Linked DNA regions of Homo sapiens: region 1 is linked to region 2. A link is a loop called in an ENCODE intact Hi-C map of the cell type or tissue named here. Cell type or tissue: endothelial cell of umbilical vein. All regions are shown on one strand. Links, peaks and the distances in the headings refer to the core of each region. The heading gives the core; the rest is flanking DNA.

Region 1 (9,907 bases), core at 1,175-9,174, 60 kb before region 2:
CCAGCACTCCGTCCTCCGCAGGGCTGGCCGCTCTCCAGGCTGCTGCAGCGTCGTCTTTCTGGGATTTCCTTTCACTGTCATCCAGAGAATTCCCATGGCTGTTTTCCTGTATGGGACCTCTTATTTATAGGACCTCTTTTCTTCTTTTCTGGTTTACTCCTTTCTTTCCATGGGACATATTTTCCAAAAGTTTCCTGAGAAGGAATACTTGGAAAGAACATTTTTTTGAGATACGCCTTGCGTTCTGAAAATATCTTTATTAAGATCTTTATTCTACCCTTTATGCTGTTTTTCCTCAGAATACTGAGGTTACCACTGCACTGTCTTCTGAATTCTGAGGAATCTGAGGCCATTCTGACCCCTCATACTTTGTGTGGCTGTGATTTCTTGTTTTGAGACAGGGTCTTGCTTTGTCACCCAGGCTGGAGTGTGGTGGCACAACCACAGCTCACTGTAACCTCAAACTCCTAGGCCCAAGCGATCCTCCTGCCTCGTTTTGGCCTCCTGAAGTGCTGGGATTACAGGTGTGTGCCACCACGCCCAGCCAATCTTTTCTTATTCTAAAATTTAAAATTTCTCTTGTTCTAAAATTTCACAGTGGTGTGTCTTGAAGTGGGCCTTTTATTGCTCAGTGAGCTTGGCGTTTGATGAGACTTTAGTCTGATATTGTCTTACATTATTTCTTTGAAATTTTCTTTCCTCCCTCAGTTGTCTGTATTCTTGTTCAGAAATTTGCTTTTACCTCCTGGTTTAATTCTTGATTTATATTTGCTTTCTTTTTTTTTTTTTTTTTTTTTGAGGCAGAGTCTCACTCTTGTCACCAGGCTGGAGTGCAGTGGTGTGATCTCGGCTCACTGCAGCCTCCGCCTCCCGGGTTTAAGCGATTCTCCTGCCTCAGCCTCCCGAGTAGCTGGGACTGCAGGCACACGCCACAACGCGCAGCTAATTTTTGTATTTTTAGTAGAGACGGGTTTTCACCATGTTAGCCAGGATGGTCTTGATCTCTTGACCTCGTGATCCGCCCGCCTCAGCCTCCCAAAGTGTTGGGATTACAGGCATGAGCCACTGCACCTGGCCTATATATTTTTTCTTTTGGTACATATATGACATTTTCCTCTATTTTCTGGGTACTTTTTTTTTTTTGTGAGACAGAGTTTTGCTCTTGTTGCCCAGGCTAGAGTGCAATGGCGCGATCTCGGCTCACTGCAACCTCCTCCTCCCAGGTTCAAGCAATTCTCCTGCCTCAGCCTCCCGAGTAGCTGGGATTACAGGCATGTGCCACCACACTTGGCTAATTTTGTATCTTTAGTAGAGACGGGGCTTCTCCGTGTTGGTCAGGCTGGTCTCAAACTTCCGACCTCAGGTGATCCGCCCCCCTCGGCCTCCCAGAGTGCTGGGATTACAGACGTGAGCCACTGCTCCCGGCCACTTTCCTTGTTTTGATCATCCAGCTGCCCAGTCACAAAATTTATTTTGCCAATTGCTTTTAATTTTTAATTTCTGAGAGCTCTTGTTGAATTCTGATTTGCTCTGCCTCCTTTTACATCTTATTTCACAGTCACAGTATCATTAATGACGTTTTGAAATTTTCCTGTCTGCATTGATTCTGTTACCTCCAAATTTTTGTGGGTTTTTTTGTGTTTTCTGCTACAGTCACGCTTAAAAATTTTTTCTTTTACTTTAAAAATTTTTTTGAGACAGGGTCTTGTTCTGTCTTAACCCAGGCTGAAGTGCAGTGGTGCGATCATGGCTCACTGCAGCCTCGACCCGCAAGTAGAGTCAACTTAAATGTTTATTCTTGGTTCTCTATTTATATTTAAGAGTAAGGCATTAGGCCAGGTAGAGTGGCTCATGCCTATAATCCCACCACTTTGGGAGGATGAGGCAGGCAGATCGCTTGAGCTCAGGAGTTCTAGACGAGCCTGGGCAATATGGCAAAACTCCATCTCTACAAAAGATAGAAAAAAATTAGCAAGGCATAGTGGTGCACACTTATGGTTCCAGCTACCCAGGAGGCTGAGGCAGGAGGATTGCTTGAGCCCAGGAGACAGAGGCCGCAGAGAGCTGTGATTGTGTCGCTGTACTTCAGCCTGGTTGACAAGGGAAGACCCTGTTTCAAAAAAAAAAAGAGTAAGGCATTAAAAAGCTGATAGGTTCTTTTTTTTCTCCATGGAGTGGCCTTGTTGACTGATAGACTTCATTGTAAGGTGATTAAATAGGGACTCTAATTTAATTTAATTTTTTTTTTTTTTTTGAGACAGAGTCTTGCTCTATTGCCCAGGTTGGAGTGGAGTGGCCTGATTTAGGCTCACTGCAATCTCCGCCTCCTGGGTTCAAGCAATTCTCCTGCTTCAGCCTCCCAAGTAGCTGGGAGTACAGGCAAGCACCACCAGACCTGGTTAATTTTTGTATTTTGAGTAGAGTTGGGGTTTCACCATGTTGGCCAAGCTGGTCTCAAACTCCTGACCTCAAGTGATCTGCCCACCTCAGCCTCCCAGAGTTCTGGGATTACAGGCATGAGCCACTGTGCCTGACTGGGACCCAAATTTTTTGTTGGGAGGACATCCTGTAGATACCAGTGTCTGTAGGTCTTTTTTCTTGGGCTTGTGAGTTTCCCCAGAAGAGAATCTTTCAATCTCTAGCTCTAGGGGTATAGAATCCTGGCTGCTAGAGTTCTGGGAACTCAGTGGGAATAGTAGACTGGGCATCTCACTATTGAATACTTAGATTTTCAATTAATCATTCTGGGAATACTGTTATTATCTCTAAATCCAGGATCCCTTTCAAGTCTGAAGATTACAGATACTTTCAAACATGTGACATTTCAAAAAATCCAAAAGCCACTTTCATAGGCCCTGGATTTCTTTGAGAGTAGAGAAGTTGTGTGCCCACCCTGAATGAGGGAGGGGATGGAGAAGTGTGGCTGCTTTGGCAGACTATCTGCTGGTCCTTGTTTTCAGCCCTATCTTAAGAGGGATCTACCACCAATTCCCAGTGATTCCCAATGAATCTCTGTGATTCATTGTCATTATTATTGCTGGATCTTTAGTTTTTCTATCTTTACAACCACTTAGCTTTTATATTTTGTAATGGGCCAAGTTTGATACTACTTTTAAGCATCTAGTATTTTGTTTAACATCACTTTAGTTTTTGTTGTCTCATCTCCATCTCATTCTCTGGTTCAGTATGTTTGGTTCTATTGGTTTAAAAGTGTTAATGTCCACTGCTGTCATTCTAGTGGAGTTGGTGAGGGAACGGGGTTAGCATGTATGTTCAGTCCACCATCTTTAATCGGAAGCCTCCATTCGTTTGTAGGCCCTCTTCTTGATAGCAAGCTCTGCCTTTTTGAGACTTTCACCCTGTAGTCGTAACTTTCAAGGTTGCTTTTTTTCTTTTGTTATTTATTTTTGGCAGTGGAAATGCAGATGTATTATGCAAAGAAAAGGGGGGGTGAGTTGTGGGATTGTCCAGTTGATGAACCTGTTCATATTCTTTTTCCCGAAGATGTTTTATCAATAGATGGCATTGTTCTAAATCAGTGACTAACAAGCTGTTTTTCTTCTTTTGTTTCTTTTTTTTTTTTTTGAGACTGGAGTCTCTGTCACCCAGGCTATAGTGCAGTGCATGATCTTGGTTCCCTGCAACTTCGGCCTCCCAGGTTCAAGCGATTCTCCTGCCTCAGCCTCCCAAGTAGCTGGGATTACAGGCTTGCGCCACCATGCCTGGCTAATTTTTGTATTTTTAGTAGAGACAGGGTTTCATCATGTTGGCCAGGCTGGTCTCGAACCCCTGACCTCAGGTGATCCGCTCTCCTTGGCCTCCCAAAGTGCTGGGATTACAGGCGTGAGCCACTGTGCCGAGCCTTCTTTTATTTCTTGACCTACATACTTTTAACCTTAACACATACAAGGATAATTTCACTTGCATGACTGAGGAAATGACTCACCTCTGATTTATTAATAAGCATATGTATCCAGCTTACTCAGATTATGTAGGTGGTGTGTATCTAGGCTTCAGATCAAGTTGTATCAACAGTTTTGCACTGTATTCTTGATATTAACAAAGTAATACAACCTACTTGTCCAAAGGGATATATATGACTGCATGTATGTGCTGTGTATTCTCTCTTTGAACAGTTGCACACTGACAAGAAACAGATCAGTGTTGGGTTCATTGGCTATCCAAATGTTGGCAAGAGCTCTGTGATAAATACATTGCGTTCTAAGAAAGTTTGCAACGTGGCTCCCATTGCAGGTGAAACAAAGGTACGTTGGGCGCAGGGTGACCTTACTTTTGCATATTTTCTTTTCATAGAGAGTGATTGTTTAGGACTTGTTGATTTCTCTCTGCTTCTCTTGAATGCAGACCACCACTAGGAGTTTAGCTCACCATATAATAGTTTGGAACGTATCAGAGTTGTTTCTGCCCACTTTGATAAGACTGAGAGTATTTTATATGCCCCCGTGTGGCTTTGGCCTGTGTTAGTTAATGTGATTCATATTTAGATCTGTTTTAAATTATCACTCCAGCCTTTTATTTTGATAAACAAAACTAACCCAAGAATATTTGATGCCTGGGTTAAGAAGCCTCAAACTTAAGGTAGGTTCTGAAAGTTGGGGGTCATATCCTAGAACACATAGTGGGGAACAGCATGGTTTTGCTTAAAGGCAATGAGGTCAAGCAGTACTAAGCTCTCAAGAGTACTTCTAAAACTCAGGAAAGGTTCACCGGGTATAATTGCACAATACGAGATGGAAATCCTGTCTCTGTGTTGTTTTTAGACTCTTAGCTGATGGAAACTATAGTTTACACTTAGTGGAAGTATCTTGTGCACGGCACAGATGAGAGAGTTAGTAGCTTAATTACTTAGCGCGTTGCTTTTCTTTGACTCACCCCTTCCTCCTTTCCAGCTTCATACATGAGCATCAGGGGTTTGTGAAATTAGACTCTTAGTGTTTGATACAGGACATCTCTGACTTTTTTCTGACTTCAGGTCTGGCAGTATATTACTTTGATGCGTCGGATATTCCTGATTGACTGTCCAGGTGTGGTTTACCCCTCTGAGGACTCCGAGACAGACATTGTGCTAAAAGGAGTTGTGAGTATTTGGCCCTGATAGGCTGTTTGTGTTTGCGGGGGAGTGTTCTATAGGGAACCCTGGATACCTTTCCTTTTTACTTATTAAGAAGGCAGTTTGGGGTCAGCCTGTCTGACCAAACTTTAGGAACATGATGCTGAACAGCAGCCTCTCAGCATAAGCTGTTTGAGGAATTAGTGGAACCATGGGCATATCTGGTCAATATCATCCCACAAAAGAGTTTGTAGTTTACACACAGGATCCAAAGGGAAGCAGGGCCTGTTTATGCTTAGCGATAATTCGTCTTCGTGGGTTTATGGGTTGAGTCATTTTGGAACCCAGTCATTTCCTCACTTGTTTCTGAATACGACTGAAAAACTGTAAATGGTTCCACTTAACCTTGACCATGCTTCTGGCTATACATCCTGTACACATTCCTCCTCTCCTTTCTTAAACTATTCCATTATTTTTGTGTCCTGGGATGGGCAGGCTTTTAACCATTTCTGCAAGTGAGTAACATGAAGCATTCCAAGTTTAAACTGTGGCAGCCACACAGTTAGTTTGTGGTGAGTGGGGATTAAAGCTGAGTTCTGGGCTCCGTGGCTATGGTCAGCTTTCAGCAGTGCTCCTTGCAGCTGACCATGTCTAGCCCCGTCAGAGACAGGCTCCTGCCAATCTCCACGAGCTTTGTGATGTTGAAGTCTATTTTCAAATAGTGCTGCAAAGGACACTGGGAACTTCACTGCTTCCACAACAAAGTTTGTAAGTGAGAGATTTCCTATTAACATTTAGGTTCAAGTAGAAAAAATTAAGAGTCCTGAAGACCACATTGGTGCTGTACTTGAACGAGCAAAGCCAGAATATATCAGCAAAACATACAAGATTGATTCTTGGGAGAATGCTGAGGACTTTCTTGAGAAGCTCGCTTTCCGGACTGGGAAGTTACTAAAGGTGACCCGGCGTTTGTGAGAATTTAGACTGATACTTGTCACAAGCATGTATGTATATGATATGGGCCTTTTTTTGGTATGCATGTATGAGCAGTGTGAAACTTGTCACTTAAGTGATGATGAACCCCTGGGACAACTGAAATACCCCCAAAGTGGTAGGTGGTTTTGGTCCTTTGAATTTAATTGGGAATCTCTTTGTGACCTTTCAGGGTGGAGAGCCCGACTTGCAGACTGTGGGTAAGATGGTCCTCAATGACTGGCAGAGGGGCCGGATTCCTTTCTTTGTCAAGCCACCCAATGCAGAGCCACTTGTGGCCCCCCAGGTAAGAGCAGGGTGGGCCCACCTCTGGGGAGCATGGGTCCTGACCTAGATTTGGTGTAGCTTGTGATTGTCTCTCTTCATAGAGCGTGTATTCATTCAGCTGCGGTGTCTCTCATTTTATTATTTTTTTAAATATATAAAAATATTTTTGGGGCCGGGCATGGGTGGCTCACGCCTGTAATCCCAGCACTTTGGGAGGCCGAGGTAGGTGGATCACAAGGTCAGGAGTTCAAGACCAGCCTGACCAATATGGTGAAACCCTGTCTCTACTAAAAATACAAAAATTAACCTAGCATGATGGCACGCTCCTGTAGTCCCAGCTACTCGGGAGGCTGAGGCAAGAGAATTGCTTGAACCCAGGAGACAAGTTGCAGTGAGCCGAGATCGTGCCACTGCACTCTAGCCTGGGCAATAGAGGGAGACTCCATCTCAAAAAAATAAAAAAAAATTTTTTTGAGGGTGAAGCACTGTTGGGAGCCACTGCTGGCCCATGGCGATCACTCCACCCTCTCTCATTCTAGAGTGCCAGTGCCATGGCCTTGCTAGGGGGTGCATTTGGAGACTAATAAGTAGACATATGAGAGAAGACCAAACTTAGATACTAGCCTTTAGGGCCTTGGAAAAAGAGGGCTCATTAAATGTAAGTGATCTTCTGGTACCTGTATCTTTTCTTATGCTTACGAAACAGAATCATTGCTAAGATAACATTTGTTTAACAAACATTTATTAGCATCGACTATGTGCCAGGCACAGGGAATATAGGAACGAAAAACAGCCCTGGCCCTCAAAAAACCTGTGATCCAGTGGGAAAGGAGAGTGGTACTACTGATAGTCGGAGAAAGAAGACTGAAGGCTGGGGCCAGAAGCTCTCCTACTATCCCCATTTCCCTCACCCTGGCAGTGGGCCGCCACAAGGCTCAACGTTAACGTTTTGCCTTTCTGGTTCTAGGACCTTTTTCAGAACCCAGCCAAGTCTCTTGAAATGGTGGCTTCAAATTGTGCATCTATGCTTGCTAGTGTCGTTGGGTCCATACAGTGCTGGTTTCCTCTCACCTGACCCCATTCCAAGTTGCAGTTGCAGCTAGGTATTTTCAGTTGAATGTATTCTGCAGCATTTGAAAGTTAGCCTGAAACTGATGTTAATTGACATTCTCCCTTCTCCCTGCCCAAACCATCAAACAACCAAACAAAAATTTCTCTCCCTCTTCATGTGTATTGCATCTTTCATTCATTAATTCACTGATACATTCACCCAGCAATCCCATATTGAGTGTCTCCTGTTGGCCACAGACTCTTCTGGGTACTGGTGGTGCTGTGGTGAGAAACTGACAAGCTGCTGCTCTCCTGCACATATATTCCAGCAGGGGAGTGTGTGGTTTCTTCTGACACCAAATACATAATTTTTTTCCATATCAGTTCTGCAGTTCTCAGATACCAGCTGAGTGTCCCAACAATTTAATTCAGTTGTGACACTAACTCCCGGAGTTAGCACAGACCCCACAAGTTAAGGACTAGGTCCCCTGCTTCAGATGGCAGCTTCAGGCTATCCACACTTACGCCCGGCTAACTACAAATTCAGGGGTTCTGGGGTTTGATAATTTGCCAGAAGGACTCCCAGAACCCAGGAAAGTGCTGTGTTTACAATTAACGGTTTATGATAAAGGATGAAACTCAGTCACAGCCAGTGGAAGAGGTGCACAGGGTAAGGTATGGGGGAGAGGCACAGAGCTTCCATGCCCTCTCCACACATTGATGTGTTCAGCAACCCAGAGCTTTCCAAACCCCATCATGTAGGGGTTTTTATGGAGGTTTCATTACATAGACATGACTGATGAAATCTGTGGCAGTTGGTGATAGACTCAATTTCTGGTCTCCCTTCTCTCCTCTGAGTGGCTGAAAGCACCAACCATGTGGTCAAGTGCTTTGTCTTTCTGGTGACCAGCGCATCCCCCATCCTGAAGCTATCTAGGGGTCTACCATGAGTCACCACATTAGCATAAACTCAGGTGTGGTGGAAAGGGGCTTGTAATCAATAAAAAAGATACCCATCGCTTGGGAAATTCCAAGGGTCTTAGGAGCTCTGTGCCAGGAAGTGTGACATTTATATCACAGGGAGACAGTAGGCAGATAAACATATAATGTCAGGAAGTCTTGCGTGCTGTGAGGAAAACTAAACCAGGCTAAGGGGTTTGGGGGAGATGAGGAGTACTTTGGGGTGGTCGGGGAAGGCCTCTGAGGCAGTGGCACTTCAGCAGAGCCCTTAATATGAGACAGGAGCCATGCTAGTATCTAGGGAGAATGTTCCAGGCAAGGGGAACAGCACATCCAGAGCAGCTGGGGCAGGAGTATGCTCTGTGTGTCCTGATGCTGAAAGGAGGTCACTGTGGCTGGAATGTCGTGGGCCAGGAGAGGGTGTCATGGTGGGAAGCCATTGGAGGTTTTGAGTTAGCAGCTGGATTCTAGGGTCATTCTGGATGTCCGTATCACTGCTGTCTTGGGACCCTGTGTGGAAACACTGGCATTGTCTTCAGCCCTTCCTCCGTATGTAGTCAGTAAGTGTAGATAAGTAGTTCAGATAATTCTTAAGAACTATTGTAACCATAATAGATTTGTTGCCCAATGCACACAGCAAGTCAATATGCTGAGACACCACCAGGTTGCAGCAGAGAAAGAAGTTTAACCGTAGGGTCACCAAAGGAGGAGATGGGAGGAATCCTGAAATCATTTCCACGAGGAGTTTGGGGTTAGGGTTTTAAGGGTTTTGGAGTGGGCTGGAGTGAGGGTCATTGGTTGGGTGAAGAGTGCAGGGTGAAGTCACGGACAGGGAGATGAAGAAGCTGTGTTCTCATGCAGATCCCGTTTCTCTGGGGATCTTCAAACTGGTTGCTGGAATTAGGGATCTGAAAAGACATTTTAAGCAATCCTTAAACAAAAACCTTATGATTCTAATGTCAGAGATCTTGCCTATAGGAACAATGGGGGTGCATATCAATTCTTACATAGTCTTATGACCCAAATGTCAGAAATCCTATCTATAGGGACAGTGGGGATGCAAATGGTCAGTACCTAGTGTTCAGGAACTTTTAGCAACAAGGATATGGGCCAAAGTGCCCCCTAATTAGTGCTTAATTATAATTGTATTTCTGTCCAGAACTTGGCAGATACTTCTTGTCAACCCTTTGGAGGCAGTTTCACTCTCATATGCCTTACTCTGTGATTCTGTTTTTCTTTTTTGGTTAAGAGCAGAAACCCCTTCAGAAACTGAAAGCCAAAAATTGCCCTTCCTAGAAAAATGTATGTATAAATTTTGTGTGTGGTTTCCTGAATTTTATAGTTCTGTACTTATTTAGTGATTTGCCCGGCCACTCTTGACTTTAGAACATCACTTTTAAGTTCTCTGAGTTTTTGTTGCAAGGATAAAATGATATTATACATGTGAAACACCAGTAGAAAGCTTGGCACATACTTATCTTTGCGGTTACCTAAAACAGGCCAGTCATTTCAGGGTCCCCAGACTTAGTTCTCTAATGAACTCTCTTCAATCACAGAATTCCCCCT
Region 2 (9,907 bases), core at 549-8,548:
ATGCAATCTCAGCTCACTGCAACCTTTACCTCCTGGGTTCAAGCGATTCTCCTGCCTCAGCCTCCCAAGTAGCTGGGATTACAGGTGCCCACGACCCTGCCCTACTAATTTTCGTATTTTTAGTAGAGAGAGGGTTTCACCCTGGTGACGGGTCTGATCTCAAACTCCTGATCTCAGGTAATCCACTCACCTCAGCCTCCCAAAGTACTGGGATTACAGGTGTGGACCACCGTGCCCAGCCTATGCACATTAATTTAACTTAGATGAATGGACCAATTCTTTGAAAACTATAAACTACCTTGTTATGGCTTGGATGTTTTGTCTCCAAATCTCATGTTGAAAGTGATCCCCAGTGTTGGAGGTGGGGCCTGGTGGGAGGGATTTAGGTTATGGGGGTGGATTCCTCATGAGGGGCTTGGTGCTTTCCCCACAGTAATGAGTTCCTGCAAGAGCTGGTTGTTAAAAAGAGCCTGGAACTTTCTCTTCTCTCTCTTGCCATGTGACACACTGGCTCCCCTTCACCATTGGCCATGGTTGTAAACTTCCTGAGGCCCTCACCTAGAAGCCTGCACAACTATGAGCCAAATACATCTCTTTATAACAGTCTCAGGTATTCCTTTATAGCAATGCAGAACAAACTAATACAGGAAGTTGGGATGGAGGAGTGGGGGATTGCTATAAAGATACCTGAAGATGTGGAAGTGTGTCCGGAATTGGTGGGTTCTTGCTCTCACTGACTTCAAGAATGAAGCCACGGACCCTCGCGGTGAGTGTTACAGCTCTTAAGGTGGCGCGTCTGGAGTCTGCCCCTTCTGATGTTCAGATGTGTTTGGAGTTTCTTCCTTCTGGTGGGTTCGTGGTCTCGCTGGCTGAGGAGTGAAGCTACAGACCTTCACGGTTAGTGTTACAGCCCTTAAGGCAGCGCGTCTGGAGTCTTTCGTTCCTCCCGGTGGGCTCGTGGGCTCACTGGCTCCAGGAGTGAAGCTGCAGACCTTCACGGTGAGTGTTACAGCTCTTAAGGTAGCACGTCTGGAGTTGTTTGTTTCTCCCGGTGGGCTCGTGGTCTTGCTGGGTTCAGGAGTGAAACTGCAGATCTTCGCGGTGAGTGTTACAGCTCATAAAAGCAGCGTGGACCCAAAGACTGAGCAGTAGCAAGATTTACTGCAAAGAGCGAAAGAACAAAGCAGCCACAATGCGGAAGGAGACCCCAGCAGGTTGCCAATGCGCCTTCTGGCAGGCTGCTTTTATTCTCTTATCTGGCCCCACCCACATCCTGCTGATTGGTAGAGCCCAGTGGCCTGTTTTGTCAGGGCGCTGATTGGTGCGTTTACAATCCCTGAGCTAGATAGAAAGGTTCTCCACGTCCCCATCAGATTAGTTAGATACAGAGTTTGGACACACAGGTTCTCCAAGGCCCCACCAGAGCAGCTAGATACAGAGTGTCGATTGGTGCACTCACAAACCTTGAGCTCAACACAGGGTGCTGATTGGTGTATTTACAATCCCTGAGCTAGATATAAAGACTCTCCACGTCCCCACCAGACTCAGGAGCCCAGCTGGCTTCACCTAGTGGATCCCGCACCGGGGCTGCAGGTGGAGCTGCCTGCCAGTCCTGCGCCATGCGCTCGCATTCCTCAGCCCTTGGGTGGTCGATGGGACTGGGCACCGTGGAGTAGGGGGTGGTGCTCGTCAGGGAGGCTCGGGCCGCACAGGAGCCTATGGAGTGGGTGGGAAGCTCAGGCATGGCGGGCTGCAGGTCCCGAGCCCTGCCCCGTGGGAAGGCAGCTAAGGCCCGGCGAGAAATCGAGCGCGGCGCCGGTGGGCCAGCACTGCTGGGGGACTCAGTACACCCTCTGCAGCCACTGGCCCGGGTGCTAAGTCCCCCATTGCCCGGGGCCAGCAGGGCTGGCTGGCTGCGCCGAGTGCGGGGCCCACCAAGCCCACGCCCACCCGGAACTCCAGCTGGCCCGCAAGCGCCGCACGCAGCCCGGGTTCCCGCTCGTGCCTCTTCCTCCACACCTCCCTGCAAGCTGAGGGAGTGGGCTCCGGCCTTGGCCAGCCCAGAAAGGGGCTCCCACAGTGCAGTGGGGGGCTGAAGGGCTCCTCAAATGCCACCAAAGTGGGAGCCCAGGCGGGGGAGGTGCCGAGAGCAAGCGAGGGCTCTGAGGACTGCCAGCACGCTGTCACCTCTCAGAAGCGGCTTTGGAACTGGGTAACAGAGAGAGTTTGGAAGAGTTTGAAGGGCTCAGAAGACAGGAACACAAAGAAAAGTTGGGAACTTTGAATGGTGGGTACTGGTTGCAGTGAGCTGAGATTGTGCCATTGTACTCCGTGACAAGAGAGAAATTCTGTCTCAAAAAAAAAAAAAAAGAAAAATAAATATTGTAAAGAAATGAATAGGCAGTTTGGCAATTCTTTTTTAATATAGTTAAGCACAAAGCTGGATTTAGTGTGGAGCCAAATTTCACATCCATGCTTGTATTGCTTCACACTATGTTTACTGTTTTGCATGGATAGTGCTGGCACTGGAGTACTTATTGGTCATGTGCCTAGAGTGAATTTCTTGATTTTGCAGGATGTATGGTGATATTGGTGGACTTAAGGATATTGAATTGTGTATTAGGAATAAAATATTATGTGGAGTTTTGGGGGCTCTGGGTAACACTGTAGCCTCCAGGGTAGATTGAGTAGGAAAAATTTAGAGTTGGTTTCCTGTTTATTTGTTTTTGTTTCTAATTTTCATTCGTTTGCTGTTTATTCTCCTCTGGGCCTTGCTTGTGTATGCATATATATATCGCTTCTTGGCCTTTTGGCTAAGATCAAGTGTGTATTCATATATATAAAACCATGATTTTTTTTTTTTTTAGTTTCTATTGGAAGGCTTTTATGTGGTTCTGTGAATAGTTATTTTGTTTCCCATGCGTTTCTAGCAGGTCATCATTTGTTCCATTTATCTGGAATTCCCAGGCTACCTTTGTCGGGCCTCCGGGAATTGATGGAGCACACCAACTTTTTTTTTTTTAAGATGGAGTTTCACTCTTGTTGCCCAGGCTGGAGTGCAATGGCGCAATCTCGGCTCACTGCAACCTCCACTTCCCGGGTTCAAGCTATTTTCATGCCTCAGCCTCCTGAGTACAGGGATTACAGGTGCCTGTCACCACGCCCGGCTAATTTTTTATATTGTTAGTAGAGACGGGGTTTCACCATGTTAGTCAGGCTGGTCTCCAACTCCTGACCTCAGGTGATCCACCTGTCTTGGCCTCCCAAAATGCTGGGATTATAGGCGTGAGCCACCTCGCCCAGCCAGCTTTTTGTTTTGTTTTGTTTTGTTTTTGAGACAGAGTCTCACTCTCTCACCCAGGCTGGAGTGCAGTGGCGATCTCGGCTCACTGTATCCTCTGCCTCCCCGGTTCAAGCGATTCTCCTGCCTCAGCCTCCTGAGTAGACGGGATTATAGGCGCACACCACCACACCTGGCTAATTTTTTGTATTTTTAGTAGAGATGGGGTTTCACCATGTTGGTCAGGCTGGTCTTGAACTCCTGACCTCGTGATCCGCCCGCCTCGGCCTCCCAAAGTGGTGGGATTTAGCCACCGCACCCAGTGGCTTAAAAGTTTTTTTACTTGTTTGTTTTTTGGTTTACACTAGGAATATAGAGGTACTTCCTCACCTTGAAAAACAGCATCTACAAAACTCCCACAACTAATGTCATACTTAATGGTGAGAGACTGAATGCATTCGCCACCCCCCCTTTTTTTTTTTGAGACGGAGTCTCGCTCTTGCCCAGGCTGGAGTGCAGTGGCGGGATCTTGGCTCACTGCAAGCTCCGCCTCCCGGGTTCACGCCATTCTCCTGCCTCAGCCTTCCGAGTAGCTGCGACTACAGGCGCCCACCACCACGCCCGGCTAATTTTTTTTGTATTTTTTAATAAAGACGAGGTTTCACTGTGTTAGCCAGGATGGTCTTGATCTCCCGACCTTGTGATTCACCCGCCTCGGCCTCCCAAAGTGCTGGGATTACAGGCGTGAGCCACCGCGCCCGGCCTGCATTCCCCTTAAAACAGGGAACAAGGCAAGGATGTCTAATGTTATCACTTTTATTTAACAGACTACTGGAAATCTGCACAATAAGGAAGAAAAAGAAAAAGCACTCAGCTTAGAAAAAAAAAAACTCCCTATTTATTTGCAGATGAAATTATTATCTATGTAAAAATTCCAAGGAATCTATACAACCCCCCCTAAAATTAGTAAGGGAGTTCAGCAAGATGGCAGGTTACAAGATCCGCACACGAAACCAGTTATTCAGAATGCAGCACAGAGGGACAAAAAGATGGAAAATATAGACGGTAGGTTAAAAAGCTTCTTATGTTCGAGTTCCAGAAGGAGAGAGAAATGAGACAGGCATCTGAAGAAAAATGACTGCGATTTCCCAAAACTGGTGGAAGATACCAACCCACATATTATAGAAATCCAAAGACTTCCAAGCAAGAAACAAAACAAAAGGAAGAAAAAATATCCCACTTAGACTTATGATAGCGAAACTGCAGAACAGTGAAAGATGGAGAGCTGAGGACGGAGAAATCCACAGGGGCCAAGTGAAAACAACGTTTACACCTTGGACTTAACGATAAAAGCGAACTCGTACTTGCACAGTCATTGGCGCCTGCCAAACCCCTTACACATATTAGGTGATTTACTCCTCACAGCAAATGTATTAGGTAGATTCTATTACTGCTTGTATTTTACAGATGAGGGAGTTGAGATTTGGTTATTTGCCCAAAGGAGCACACTTTATCGATGTAGCGATAGGATTTTGAACAAGGTAGTTCTCGCTCCAGTTTTGTGCCCTTAACCACTACACATACTTGTTTCTCCAAAGGGCACTGGGAAAATGGGAAGCCACTGAAAGACTTTAAACCGGGGAGTGATAACATTTGTTTCTGGAAGATCCTGGCACCACTGTGGATAGTGGATTAAGTGGGGCTAAAGGTGGAAATAAGCCGCTGGAATAATGTAGCCCCAAACAGGGAGGGCCTGAATGAACTAGTGAGGTGGCAGAAGGCGCAGGCACAAGCAAATGGATTCGCGAGCTCTTCCGGAGTCGAGTCCATAGAGCTTGACCTGGGATCGCGTTTTACTCCAGGTGCAGAGTGAGGAAAACCGCGTTTCTGACGCAGGCAATTCGGTGGATAGTGAAAGTCATTCACTGAAGTGGACTGAAGCGGGGCGCACAGGAGACTCGGAGGCCTGAGGACGAGCTAGGCTTTGGACGCGGTGGATTTGTGGCGTCTGTAAAGCCGGCGGCCAGCCGAGGGGCAGGAAACGGCAGAAAGCAGAAGCCGCATCTCTAGAGCTCTCCGAGAAGGACCTTCGAGAGCCCCGGCCTTAGCGAAGCTCGGCACGGCGCTGCACGCGTCTCCGGAAGCCGCGCGCGCAGGCGCAGAGCGGGGGGGCGCCCCCTGGCGGCGCAGGGACCGCCCCCAACCTCGCGCCGCCGCCGCCCGCCTCAGCCCAACATGGCGATGCACAACAAGGCGGCGCCGCCGCAGATCCCGGACACCCGGCGGGAGCTGGCGGAGCTCGTGAAGCGGAAGCAGGAGCTGGCGGTGAGGGGCTAGGACAGGGGTTGCACGGCATGGGGCTCCGCGCCCGCCCCGCCTCCAGGCCCCAAGCCCGGCCGCGCTAGGCCGTTTGTTACTCCGGGGGCGCGGCGCGGCGGGCCGGGTGCTCGGCGGCCTGAGGCCGGGTGCGCATTCTGCGGCCCGCCGGCGGTTCAGCTTCCCGGCTGTGCGAATCCGGAGCCGGGAGAGAGCCGGGAGCGCGGGAGGGGGAGGGGAAGCGGCAGCCGCAGGAGGGGGCGTGGAGGGAGGACGGTGCCGGGGCCCGGGGAGAGGGCGCTAGGAAGGGCGAGCGTCAGTGAGCCGCGGGGGTGGGCGAGGCGGGCTAGTCCGTGATCTTTGCGGGGAGGGGGTGGGGAAGGAGGCTAGTGTGGGAGGGGGACCCAGTCACCCCGTCTGGACTTTGGAGGCTGGTGGGGAGCGTGTTCTTTTTGGTACTGGGAGTAGATCCGTTGAATGGAGGTTTTTGATAGACAGGGTTGTGATGTGTTTGGGAACATCTAGAAGGTGACAGGCGAGGGAGAAGAACACATTCCGGAGAATTCAGAATTGTGACAGGCACCCAAGGCCCAATGCACTCTGGTGGCTAAGCTCTTCCTGCCCCCGCGTCTCGGCTTGGGCACCCGGGAGGCCCCTCTCACCTGAAGCTGCCCTTCTAGGTTTCCATAGCAACTGGCAGCCCGGTGTCGGCGGCCTCTCTTGAGCCTGCGGGGAGGGGAGCGAGTTGACGCTGAAAGGCTGCTCACCTTTCCCTCTCCTGGTAGCGATACCTTTTGTGCGTGGGAGTGGACATCGCCCAAGTTCTGCGTTAGCCTGGGCTCTTGACTCATGGTTTCCGTGAATCCTCTAAAGTATATGCAAAATTTCGCGTGTGTGTGTATTTTTCTGGAGACATGCTTTATACATTCAGGGGTCCATCACCCCCAAAGGTCTAGACTGTCTTAGTCCTAAACGGCTCCTCCTCCCCGTATCTTCCATCTCTCCACAGGGTGGTTTAGTGTGGGCAAGCTTGCGTTTACGAGTCTAATATCAGGATTTCATTTTGGCCAGACTTAAGTGTTTGCATTTAAAAGGTATCATTCATGTCCTTGTTTTTCATCTCTCAGGAAACATTGGCAAATTTGGAGCGACAGATCTATGCTTTTGAGGGAAGCTACCTGGAAGACACTCAGATGTATGGCAATATTATTCGTGGCTGGGATCGGTATCTGACCAACCAAAAGTGAGTGTCGAAAGCCTGTAGTGTTCCTATTGTGCCCTAGTAACGTTTGTTTTTAGGACTGTATGCTCTTAGTGGCAACTTTGCTGGAGGCAGTAGTAAAGTAGTGGTGTGATCTGGACTTGAACTCTTGGACTCTGGCTCAGGCACTGCCTCACCGAATAATCTTAGACAAGGCTCACATCTGTAAAATAGCGAAAGTTGGGCCTATGGCACAGGGTTGTGTGAGGCTTAAATACAGTATCTTTATACAATAGCATTCTATTAAATTTTTTACACATTTTAATCAGTCATGAGTTCTACCCTCACAGTATTTTTCTTTTCTTTTTTTCTTTTTCCTCCTGAGTAGCTGGGATTACAGGTGCGTGCCACCATGCCTGGCTAATTTTTTTATTTTTAGTAGAGACGAGGTTTCTCCATGTTGGCCTGGCTGGTCTCGAACTCCTGACCTCAGGTGATCTGCTGCCTTGGCCTCCCAAAGTGTTGGGATTACAGGTGTGAGCCACCACGCCTGGCCACTTTTCTTTTTTCTAAGAGACAGGGTCTCACGCTGTTGTCCAGGCTGGAGTGCAGTAGCACGAACTTAGCTCACTGCAGCCTCAGACTCCTGGGCTGAAGTGATCCTCCCACCTCAGCCTCCCAATTAGCTGGGACTACAGGCACACCATACTGTACCTGACTAATTAAAAACTTTTTTTTGTAGAAGTGGGATCTCACTTTGTTGCTCAGGCAGGCCTGGAACTCCTGGTTTCAAGCAGTCCTCCTGCCTCAGCTTCTCAAAGTGTTGGAATTAAAGGGGTGAGCCACCACGCCCAACTGACCCTCACAATTTTTGCCATACCTGTGTGCCAGCTGTACCACTGCTTACTTAGTAATATTATTTTTAAAAAATTTCTAAACTTTTAGAAAATCTTCAAATTATAGGAAAATGGGAAGAATAGTATATGAACACTTGATACCCTCCTACCTATATTCACAAATTGTTAATGTGTTGTGACATTTGCTTTCTCTTACTTTCTATAATATATATTAATATAAGCACACATCTATATTTACATTTCACATTTTTAAATTGTGAAATAATTATAGATTCATAGGGAGTTGGCAGAATGGTCTCTTGTACCCTTCATCTGGTTTTCCCCAATGGTTGTGTTTTATGTAGCTATAATACAGTATCAAAGCCAGAAAATTGACATTGGTACAATGTATATATATAGTTCTGTGTCACTTTATCTTGTGTGTAGATTCATGTAACCACAATGAAGTTACTGAACTATTCCATTACCACAAAGATCTTCCTCATGCCACTCCTTTGTAGTTATATCTCCCAGTCCCCCTACCTTTTTTTCCCACTTAACGGTTTGAAAGTTAGATGCAGGTAAATGACACTTTGCACCTAAATGTGTCAGTAATTACCTCCTGAGTATAGGGCCATTTCTTCTACCTAACCAGTTATTATACCTAGAAAATCAATACTGCATTAATAGTATCTAATACATAGTCTTTATTAAAATTTCCTCAATTGTCCCCAAAAATTCTTTGCTAATTTGTTTTGATCCAGGATTCAGTAAGCATTCATGCATGCATTTGGCTATTATGTCTTAAGATTGAGGAGAGTCACCCTTTTGGTGGTGGTTGTGGTGGTATTCATGACATTGCCTTGTAGAATGTTGCAGTTTCCTGAGATTTTCTGAGGGCAAAACTCATGACTGATTAAAAGGGTCCTGAAAGATCCTTTAAACATTTTTGCAAAAATCTTACATAGGCAATTGGTGTATCCTTTGTTATCTATCTCTAGTTTATCAGGAGGCACATAATGTCACATTGTCCTATTATTTGTTGCTGCTAAGTTTGATCATATGATTTATCTGCTATAAAAGTTCATTTTTTCCCATTGTGATTAACAAGTAATTTTGGATGTTATGCTTTGAGACATTATGAATATACTGCTCCCTCTAAATTTGTATTCAGTTGTTTAGTATACACCGTTGATTCTTATCTGAATCCGTTAGTACACTGGAAGTTGTAAAATAGTGATTCTCTAATTGTATTATTCCCTTTATATTTATTACTGGCATTCTGAAAAAGAGTCTTCCTTTTTTGACTTCTGTTTCTTTCATTCTCCCACATTTGTCCCAGCTGTGGTCAGAGGGAGCCTCCTCAAGCTGGCTTGTTTGTCGTTTCAACATGACCCTATTACTTTTGGAGTACTCCATTGCTTTCTGGCCTAAGAGATGTCCCATACTTACCTTTTGCATTTTTTGTCCCAGACCTGGTATCAGCCATTCCTCTAAGGAACCCTGGTTCTTTCTTTAAATTTGAGAATTAAGTTTATTTAAGAGACACTTCATATCACTAATCTGTTCTCCACTTTTTAAATAATAAGCATTAAAATAAATATATATTGGCCGGGCATAGTGGCTCACGCCTGTAATCTCAGCACTTTGGGAGGCCGAGGCGAGTGGATCACCTGAGGTTGGGAGTTCAAGACTAGCCTGACCAACATGGAGAAACTGTCTCTACTAAAAGTACAAAATTAGCCGGACGTGGTGGCACATGCCTGTAATCCCAGCTACTTGGGAGGCTGAGGCAGGAGAATCGCTTGAACTCGGGAGGCAGAGGTTGCAGTGAGCCGAGCTCGCGCCATTGCAGTCCAGCCTGGGCAACAAGAGTGAAACTCCGTCTCAAAAAAATATATAAATAAGTAAATAAGGTAAAATAGATACGTATTAAAATGAAAGTGTGGCCAGGCACAGTGGCTCACACCTGTAATCCCAGCACTTTGGAAGGCCAAGGTGAGTGTATCACTTGAGGTCTGGAGTTTGAGACCAGCCTGGCCAATATGGTGAAACCCTGTCTCTACTAAAAATACAAAAATTAGCCGGGCATGGTGGGGTGCGCCTGTAGTCCCAGCTACTTCAGAGGCTGAGGCAGGATAATCACTTGAACGCAGAAGGTGGAGATTGCAGTGACCCTGGATCGCACCACTGCACTCCAGTCTGGGAGACAGAGTGAGACTCTCAAAAAAAAAAAAAAAAAAAAAATGGCTAGGTGCAGTGGCTCATGCCTGT

What was found. Peaks named below come from ENCODE experiments on the same cell type or tissue, not always from the same donor. Only the 100,000 strongest peaks of a DNase experiment are listed, where the experiment ranks them.
Region 1: a loop joins it to region 2, with 6 times the contacts of the local background. A loop is called at or near these places in 2 of 110 quality-filtered maps.

What each region holds. Positions count from the first base shown.
Region 1 is chr1:37,570,786-37,580,692 of GRCh38, reverse strand. It overlaps GNL2 (G protein nucleolar 2), which reads left to right. Exons shown (of 16, transcript NM_013285.3): 9 at 4,137-4,265; 10 at 4,994-5,098; 11 at 5,870-6,028; 12 at 6,237-6,350. Among named protein-coding and RNA genes, the nearest start is that of DNALI1, 19 kb to the right of the region's middle. RefSeq lists an enhancer at 3,364-4,563. In endothelial cell of umbilical vein, for the core only: no CTCF peak of the experiment used is centred there; DNase peaks (open chromatin) are centred at 3,972, 4,842 and 5,422; H3K27ac peaks cover 3,427 bases.
Region 2 is chr1:37,510,355-37,520,261 of GRCh38, reverse strand. It overlaps MEAF6 (MYST/Esa1 associated factor 6), which reads left to right and starts at 5,496. Exons shown (of 7, transcript NM_001270875.3): 1 at 5,496-5,605; 2 at 6,724-6,839. The coding sequence starts at 5,516. RefSeq lists an enhancer at 1,301-1,800 and a silencer at 5,312-5,911. In endothelial cell of umbilical vein, for the core only: a CTCF peak has its summit at 5,455 (motif pointing left); a DNase peak (open chromatin) is centred at 5,491; H3K4me3 peaks cover 1,639 bases; H3K27ac peaks cover 1,034 bases.